Linked DNA regions of Homo sapiens: all the other regions are linked to region 1. A link is a contact called in ENCODE Hi-C or POLR2A ChIA-PET data. All regions are on one chromosome and are shown on one strand. Each heading gives the region's core, a stretch centred on a gene start or an enhancer-like site at or near the end of the contact. The rest is flanking DNA. Distances are from core to core; before and after follow the strand shown. Region 1 holds the start of TASL (TLR adaptor interacting with endolysosomal SLC15A4). Region 2 has its middle 25 kb from the start of CYBB. Region 3 holds the start of MID1IP1-AS1 (MID1IP1 antisense RNA 1).

Region 1 (2,700 bases), core at 16-2,515:
TGTTCGTTGTACTATTCTTTCAATTTTTATATAGATTTGAAACATTTCTAAATAAAAATTGGGAGGGGGAAAAAACCATATTTAGTTAATGAAGGCATATTTACATTGTATAATGTTTATTAAGAGCCTAGAGGGACAATATCTTATATATCTAAAATAATCACTACATATGAGATGAGAAATGTCTCAGTGACTTGATATAAATACTTCAAACATCATTTTGCTCTGAGATAATAGAATTAGTGTACTACCTTTGAATATCTCCAAAATTCCACTTATGATATGGATGTTTGACACAGACTTCAAATACTCTTCAATCCTCCAGAAGCTTCTCAAGCTCAGAAACAATCTTCTTCTCACACTGACCTATGCAAGAAATGTTATAAAATATCAATATAAATATTCTGTCCAAACCAGGTCTATATTTAAGCACAGATTCATATGCGCAAGACAAAGAATGTTTGAGCGAGTCTAAAGATAATTCAAACAAAACTCCACTCGTACATGCGCTATCTTTAATACCAAAAGGGAAGCTTTCCCCAAATCACCCAGATGAAAGTCGAAAAGCATCCTCACTATAGATCGCATTCATTTTGAATACATCCTGCCACACAGAAAAACACTATCACAAGCTTGCTGAACTGAATAATTGAGAGTCAAATCCAATTGGAAAGGACTGTGATTGTTTTCGTCTCTAAAACTGCATCACCGTAACTGAATTCAAGAGCTGTGTTGTCCCTGCAAAACCCTGCTTAGGTTTTTAGGCCTTCTTTTAAAAATGCAGAAGCTAAACCAGTGTGGCAATTAGTGAAAGAGGACTGCAAAAATAACACAATAAATATTTGCTCAGATCAGTCAAAAATTGTAGGTAAAAATATAAGTGTTTTAGAAATGCTTAGAATGTGGACACGAGGAGGTAAGGAAAGGAAGTATTGGGCTTAATTTCTCTTTATTTTTCAACTCCACTGAATGCTTGTTTAAACTCCCACTTGTCTCTGATATGGTAAGCTAGAAAAGCATTTTAGATGTCATAAGAATGGATCAGCGCTCTCGTGATAAAGGGCTAAGAAAGCGTGAGAAGACAGATGACAAAAAATAATAGCGGAGTTCTAGGGTCCTTTGCTTTCTTTTTCTTACCTTCACTAACCAATCTGCTCATCTGATCCGGCAGAAACACAGCAACTGACCAAACAGAGAGATGAACAAGCCAGCCAATGCTCTTTCCAGAAATTTTCACAAGCCTTTCACTGATGAGACCAGTAGACTGAGCTGCTCAGTGCAAAGCCATTCTTTTTATAATTGGTCCCATGGAAAAAGAGTTGTTTTTGTTCAAGTCCGATTTGTGCTAAAGAGGCAGTGGGAAGTCCCGGGAGGTGGGGAGGCAGTAACTGACAAAGCCACATCAAGCCACAGAATGGTGTTTCTTCCCCTTTTTCGAAAAATGAAACCTATCTACGAAACTGTCTCTTATTAAAATAGTTTATGGTTACACATTTTGTAAGAACCCTAGCAACAGAATTAAATTTCCTTTCTAGAAAAGTACATTATCTGGGATCCTTCACCCAAAAGAAAGCCAAAGTCACATATGACTTTAGGAAATTCTGTTTCGTTACTAATCTATAATTTTTAAGAAGTATTATTTCTCAATGGTACTTATAATTTTTAAAAATGTAAATGAAAAAAATTTTCTCGGCCGGGCGCAGTGGCTCACGCCTGTAATCCCAGCACTTTGGGAGGCCGAGGCAGGTGGATCAGGAGGTCAGGAAATCGAGACCATCCTGGCAAACACGGCGAAACCTCGTCTCTCCTAAAAATACAAAAAATTAGCCGGGCGCGGTGGCGGGCGCCTGTGGTCCCAGCTACTCGGGAGGCTGAGGCAGGAGAATGGCGTGAACCCGGGAAGTGGAGCTTGCAGTGAGCCGAGATCGCGCCACTGCACTCCAGCCTGGGCGACAGGGCGAGACTCCGTCTCAAAAGAAAAAAAAAAGAAAAAAGTTTTCCCTCTCCAAATACCGAAGGTCAAAACAATAATACATGGTGTGGGCAAAGTTGTGAAGAAACAAGCACTCTCAAACACTACTGATGAGATTGTAAACATATTTAGAGGGCAATTTCCCAGTATCTCTCAAATACAAATATTCATACCCTTTGACCCAACAATTGTATTTTTTATAAATTTGTCCAAGCTATATGTTTACACTTGTACACAAAGACTTATGTGAAAAGATATTTGTTGCAGCATTGCTTGAGAAAATAAATGACTAGAAAAAATTATATCCATAAATAAGATATTGGCCAAGTAAATGAGAACGTATGCATACTTAAAATCCTATGTAGGTTGTGTGCGGTGGCTCACGCCTGTAATCCTAGCACTTTGGGAGGCCGAGGCAGGTGGATCACTTGAGGTCAGAAGTTTGAGACCAGCCTGGCCAACATGGTGAAACCTTGTCTCTACTAAAAATACAAAACTTAGCCACGCGTGGTGGTGGGCACCTGTAATCCCAGCTACTCGGAGGCTGAGGCATGAGAATCCCTTGAACCCGAGAGGTGGAGGTCACAGTGAGCTGAGATTGTGCCACTGCACTCCAGCCAGGGTGACAGAGCGAGACTCCATCTCAAAAAAAAAAAAAAAGAAAAAAAAAGATCTCTAACATATATTGTTTAGCAAGAACTCATTTTCCAGTTTGTATTTTTAAGGAA
Region 2 (2,700 bases), core at 152-2,651, 7.2 Mb after region 1:
GTCTTATAGCTTGTTAGTGCAGTGGTCAGGATTTGAACAAATTCTATGTAAGTTTATCATGAAACCACTTTGCAAGAAAAGAAGGGCAAACAGGGTGGGGAGGTATTTGGCTACTGAGCCACCTGGGAAGTTTGGCAAAGGTTGAGTGTGGTTCATCTAAATAAAAGGAACCAAGAAACTCTTTAAATGTATTTGAGGGACTCTTGTCTCGAACCAAGAAACTCTTGAAATATATTTGAGGGAACAGGATCAAGCAAGGACAGCTCTTCCAATTCTCCCATCTCTTCTACATTCTCTTAATTCATCTGGGCAACAACCTGGTCATCCCCATCCCCTACAAAACCTTCCCACCGGACATCTGTACTTCTCCTCCCATGGTTAATAGCCTCCCCTACACCCTCAACTATTCTCTGAACATCTCCACAACTTCATGGCCTTCTTTCCTCCAGAAGACCCCATGGCCTACAGACAGCTAAGCTACAGCAGTTGGCTCTCCAACTACTCTACATGCCATGCTATGAGAGTGGACTAGGCTATGAGAGTTGTTTTTTTCCTAGCTCCTCATTGACATTTCTATACTTTCAATCCTTCCACTGCATGCAGATCCCTGTGCCCCACTGAGGTGTGGGCCTCTCGGCTCTAATTCCCTCTGCCCCTCCTTTGTAATGGGGGTGGTCCATGTACTGCTGTGTCCTCACATGAGTTGCTTTATTAAGAACTCGGGCACTGCATTGCAGCCTGCCTCTCCTCGCTAACATTTGCCATCTTTCTGGGTGACTTCAGTGGATCCAATACCCTGCCTCAGTCATCCTTGACTTCCTCATTCAGAGATCTTCACCTCCATGGACTCCCATAGCCACACTCTGAACCCTGTCATCTCTCAGAAGTGCACTGCTTCTGAAATCTGCATCTCATACACCCATCCTCTGACTACCACCTCCTGTTCCCTGGCTTCCTAATTCACTCACACCCAAGATGACTGTCCTTCAACCTCATCAAACTTTGAGTTCTTTTTGACTCTTTGACTTTGCTCCCATCTTGTGTTCACTTCTTGGCATTCTACTCATCTTAGACTCAGTTCACTTCTGCCATTTTCTTGCACAAATCCTGAATTCTCTCATGCAGTGCCCTTCTGTACCACCTGCAGGCAAAAACCAACCCTGATCAACTCAATTGTCCTCTATACTTGCTCGTGGGTGGGTAAGAAAAGCTAGAAAAGCTACCCACAGACTCCTACCATTACTGATTTATGAGCTCCAGGCTCAACTGGGCCCTTATCTGGGCCTGGAAATCATTTTGCATTTCTACAGTCAAGTCTCCTTTCTGAACAAAAGATACAACATTGAAAACTGTCTTCTGTTTCCTGAAATGTCTACTCACTACCTCACTTTCAACAGATAACCTTGCCCTCTCTTTCACAAAGGAAATGGAAACCACAAAGAGGAAGTCCCTCACCCTGCTGTCCCCAGCCCTACAAATCCTCCTGCATCTGCACTCTGCTCCTTCCCTCTTTTTACAGAGAGGAGGCCCCTCCTGTCTAAAGCAAATTCCATTTCCTTCCTGCCTTGGGCTCAGAAATCTCACCCCATCCAAAATCTTCCATGGTTAGCCTGTCCCTTTGTTGCGACTCTTTCTCAATATTTACAAGCTCCTATATTTTTTAAAATAATAAAACTAGGTCCTCCTGGTGTTCACATGTTTTCCCAATTGTAGCCAAGTCCTCTCATTCTTATCACAGCCTCAGACATTTTGAGGTGTCTCACTACCTCACCTCAACCCACAACATCTGGCTTCCCTCATTGTTTTCCAGTAGGCCCCTTACTGGGGTCACTGTCAACTTCTTATTGTTAAACCAAGGGTCACTTATCAGCCCATTTTTATTTACACTCTTGGCATCAAATGTGTAGTACCTGAGACTCCAGTAGTTGCCAAGCCCCATAGTTGCAGATTTGCATTCTCTTCCCTGCCTGCCTTTTCTCTTCTCTATTTCAGACCCCTCTTCTTCTGCTGTCCTTCAAACCAAGATCTCCAAGCAGCGTTCTTCTTTGGGGCATCCTCCTTTCTAACTGCTGCACTCTCTTGTGACTTTGTTTACCTTATCCTTATCCATGACACCCATACCTATGTCTCCAGGCCAGATGGCCAGATGTCGTTATTGGACTCCACCTTTATGCATCCAACTAACCAGCCAATATGTCCCACTTAGAGATGGTCCCTGCCCAACTCATCTAAACTCAATCCTGTGAAAAGCTGTATTCATTCTCTTTCTCCACATAATGGTTATTCTTGCTGTGCATTTTTTCCAGGGGATGACATTATCATTAACTCAGATTCCCAAGCCAGAAACCTGAGGCCAGCCTTGGCCCCTTCCTGCCTCTCAGCCCCATTTTAGCTTATTATTCAGTCAACAATTCATGGAAATATTACTTTTGAGTCTTTCCATTTCTCTTTCTTGCCATTCTCTGTATTCTCATCTAATTCACATCACTAATATCTCTCCATGTGGTGGTGTAATGTGTATTTGCTATATTCTTTCAGAATATTCAATTATGCTGTAAAAGACAAGAAAATAAATGGGATGAATGAAATTCATACAATGTGCTAGGCAAAGATGACTGTTGTAGTCAGGTCTGACTGCCATAACAAAATACCATGGACTAGATTGCTTCAAAACAGAAATTTATTTCTCACAGCTCTGGG
Region 3 (2,700 bases), core at 128-2,627, 8.2 Mb after region 1:
GTTTTGTTTTGTTTGTTTTTTGTCAACAGATTAGTCCTTGTGGCACCAAGTCAGAATTTCATTCAAAAGACAATTAGGAAGATGGTTTTCTATGGAAAATATTTAAGTGTAGGTCTTAATGTGAAAGAAAGAGGGAGAGAAAGAAACCCCTTTATTATGTTCTCCCTTCCTTAGGCATTTTTTGTCCCGTGGGAAAAAACTGTACTAGGGACAGAGACCTCTGTTAAGTTTTAGAGAAAAGGGATCTTTTTTTTTTTTATTTGAGACAGAGTCTTGCTCTGTCGCCCAGGCTGGAGTGCAGTGGCACGATCTCGGCTCACTGCAACTCCGCCTCCTGGGTTCAAGCAATTCTCCTGCTTCATCCTCCCGAGTAGCTGGGATTACAGGCGCTGGCCACCACGCCCGGCTAATTTTTGTATTTTTAGTAGAGACCGGGTTTCACCATGTTGGCCAGGCTAGTCTGGAACCCCTGACTTTGTGATCCGCCCGCCTCGGCCTCCCAAAGTGCTGGGATTACAGGCGTGAGCCACCGTTTCAGGCCGAGAAAAGGGATTTAAAATGAGAAGCTTGAATCTTATTGAACATAATTGTAGGACTGCCAGAGAGGACTGGTGGATGAGGAATATGGCAAGGGACATGAGATGGGAAAAATTAAATAGGCTGTGGTTTGGAAGTCTCAAAGTGAAATTCAAGGTGCAAGGCTCTTAAAAGTTAAATCCAGCGATTCGGTACATAGCTTAGGCCCTATTAAATGACCCAGTGCTTTAAGAACTATCTTTTGAAAGGAACACTTCACACAAGCACCCTCAAAAATAATTAGACACCTCCCCATTTCTCTGTTAAATGGTGAAAGACACCCAAGACTAGACCTAACTACTGTCACCCTCTCCTGGCCTCTTGGCAGCCAAAAGGCCACATGGCCCAGGCTCTCCAGCATCACTGTGTAGCCGACTTGGACAAAAATGGACTTCTCCCCATTGCCACTTGCAGATCTCTTCAAAGAATCAGCAGATCTGATAGTGTGCCCCTCTTCATCCCCGGCAACCACTGTTAAAGGAAAGATTGGGAAAGATCCCACCCCGCCAGGAGGGAGGCAAAAGCCTCTGACGCTCCCCTCCCCCCATAGCTGACCAAGGCCAGGGCCACTGCGGGAGCACCGCGCGTCCACGTGCACCCAGCATGCCCGGTCACCCTTTATTACGTAAGAGTCCCAGGATGGAGTTGTACCTGCTGCCGGCCCCTCTTCCCCGACGGCTAATAATAAACCCGGGTTCCTGTTTCCCGGCCGCGGCCACTCCAGATTCGGGGCTGAGGGGCTCACTCTGCAACCAAGGCACGTGCATTCTGGTCATCCCACGCGGGGAGCGCGCGCAAGGCCCGCCCAGCCCCCACATGCCAGCCCCACCCTCCAGTCGGTCCGGACGCCGACGCCTTTTTGACCCTCGCTGTGCCCGGCCCTCCTCATCTGGCCTGCCCAGGGCTTGGTGCTGGCGGGGTCCAGCTGCTCCAATCCCTCCTCCTCTGCTCTGCCCTGCCCTGCCCTGGCCTGCCCCGGCGCCCTCCCTCAGCCCGGGTATCAGGCGAGAGGCGGAGCTGGCCCGGCGCGCCCCGCCCCCGCTGTAGAAAGGGCCGGGCGAGTGTTACTCGCGGTCATCCCGGCCTGGGCCTTTTATCTCGGTGCTGCCGGGGGAGGCGGGAGGAGGAGACACCAGGGGTGGCCCTGAGCGCCGGCGACACCTTTCCTGGACTATAAATTGAGCACCTGGGATGGGTAGGGGGCCAACGCAGTCACCGCCGTCCGCAGTCACAGTCCAGCCACTGACCGCAGCAGCGCCCTTGCGTAGCAGCCGCTTGCAGCGAGAACACTGAATTGCCAACGAGCAGGAGAGTCTCAAGGCGCAAGAGGAGGTGGGTGCCCACGCCCCATCGCTGCCCCGGCCAGCTTGGTTGCTTGAGCTCAGGCTTTTCGGAGGGAGAAGTTGTGGTGGTGGGGGGACACCCTTCTCCCCGCGGCCGTAGGTGGGCGAGGAGGTGGGACTGCCCAGCCGCGGGGAGCCACCCAGGCGCCGTCCCGGACGAGCTGTAGCCAGAGAAGGGGGTGCGCGCGGGCAAGGGCGCCAGGCCCCCTAGCAGGGTGAATAATCTAATCTGTTCTTTCGTCTCCGTGTATCAAACAGGCCAGGGCTCGACCCACAGAGCACCCTCAGCCATCGCGAGTTTCCGGGCGCCAAAGCCAGGAGAAGCCGCCCATCCCGCAGGGCCGGTCTGCCAGCGAGACGAGAGTTGGCGAGGGCGGAGGAGTGCCGGGAATCCCGCCACACCGGCTATAGCCAGGCCCCCAGCGCGGGCCTTGGAGAGCGCGTGAAGGCGGGCATCCCCTTGACCCGGCCGACCATCCCCGTGCCCCTGCGTCCCTGCGCTCCAACGTCCGCGCGGCCACCATGATGCAAATCTGCGACACCTACAACCAGAAGCACTCGCTCTTTAACGCCATGAATCGCTTCATTGGCGCCGTGAACAACATGGACCAGACGGTGATGGTGCCCAGCTTGCTGCGCGACGTGCCCCTGGCTGACCCCGGGTTAGACAACGATGTTGGCGTGGAGGTAGGCGGCAGTGGCGGCTGCCTGGAGGAGCGCACGCCCCCAGTCCCCGACTCGGGAAGCGCCAATGGCAGCTTTTTCGCGCCCTCTCGGGACA

The links. A loop is a pair of places that touch in the nucleus more often than their neighbours do. ChIA-PET counts read pairs that join two places held with the same protein, here RNA polymerase II (POLR2A). Pooled maps may share reads with other maps.
Region 2: a loop to region 1 is called in a pooled map, with 5 times the contacts of the local background. The contact joins the enhancer-like site here to the promoter of TASL in region 1. A Hi-C loop is called at or near these places in 2 of 50 pooled maps.
Region 3: a loop to region 1 is called in a map with no recorded cell type, with 8 times the contacts of the local background. The contact joins the promoter of MID1IP1-AS1 here to the promoter of TASL in region 1. A Hi-C loop is called at or near these places in 1 of 37 single-sample maps with no recorded cell type and 2 of 50 pooled maps. POLR2A ChIA-PET finds 5 or more read pairs at or near these places in 2 of 52 experiments (GM10248 and activated T-cell).

Annotation. Positions count from the first base shown.
Region 1 is chrX:30,576,501-30,579,200 of GRCh38, forward strand. TASL (TLR adaptor interacting with endolysosomal SLC15A4) reads right to left here and starts at 1,266. Exons shown (of 3, transcript NM_025159.3): 1 at 1,138-1,266; 2 at 252-366. RefSeq lists an enhancer at 1,288-1,497.
Region 2 is chrX:37,753,815-37,756,514 of GRCh38, forward strand. No RefSeq gene overlaps it. Among named protein-coding and RNA genes, the nearest start is that of CYBB, 25 kb to the right of the region's middle. Within about 2 kb of position 1,402, at least 7 of the 41 ENCODE cell types and tissues checked have a DNase peak (open chromatin) inside an H3K27ac peak, as active enhancers do.
Region 3 is chrX:38,802,506-38,805,205 of GRCh38, forward strand. MID1IP1-AS1 (MID1IP1 antisense RNA 1) reads right to left here and starts at 1,378. Exons shown (of 2, transcript NR_046706.1): 1 at 1,228-1,378. It overlaps MID1IP1 (MID1 interacting protein 1), which reads left to right. Exons shown (of 3, transcript NM_021242.6): 2 at 30-1,908; 3 at 2,178-2,700. The coding sequence starts at 2,442. RefSeq lists enhancers at 5-846, 847-1,688 and a silencer at 1,491-1,710.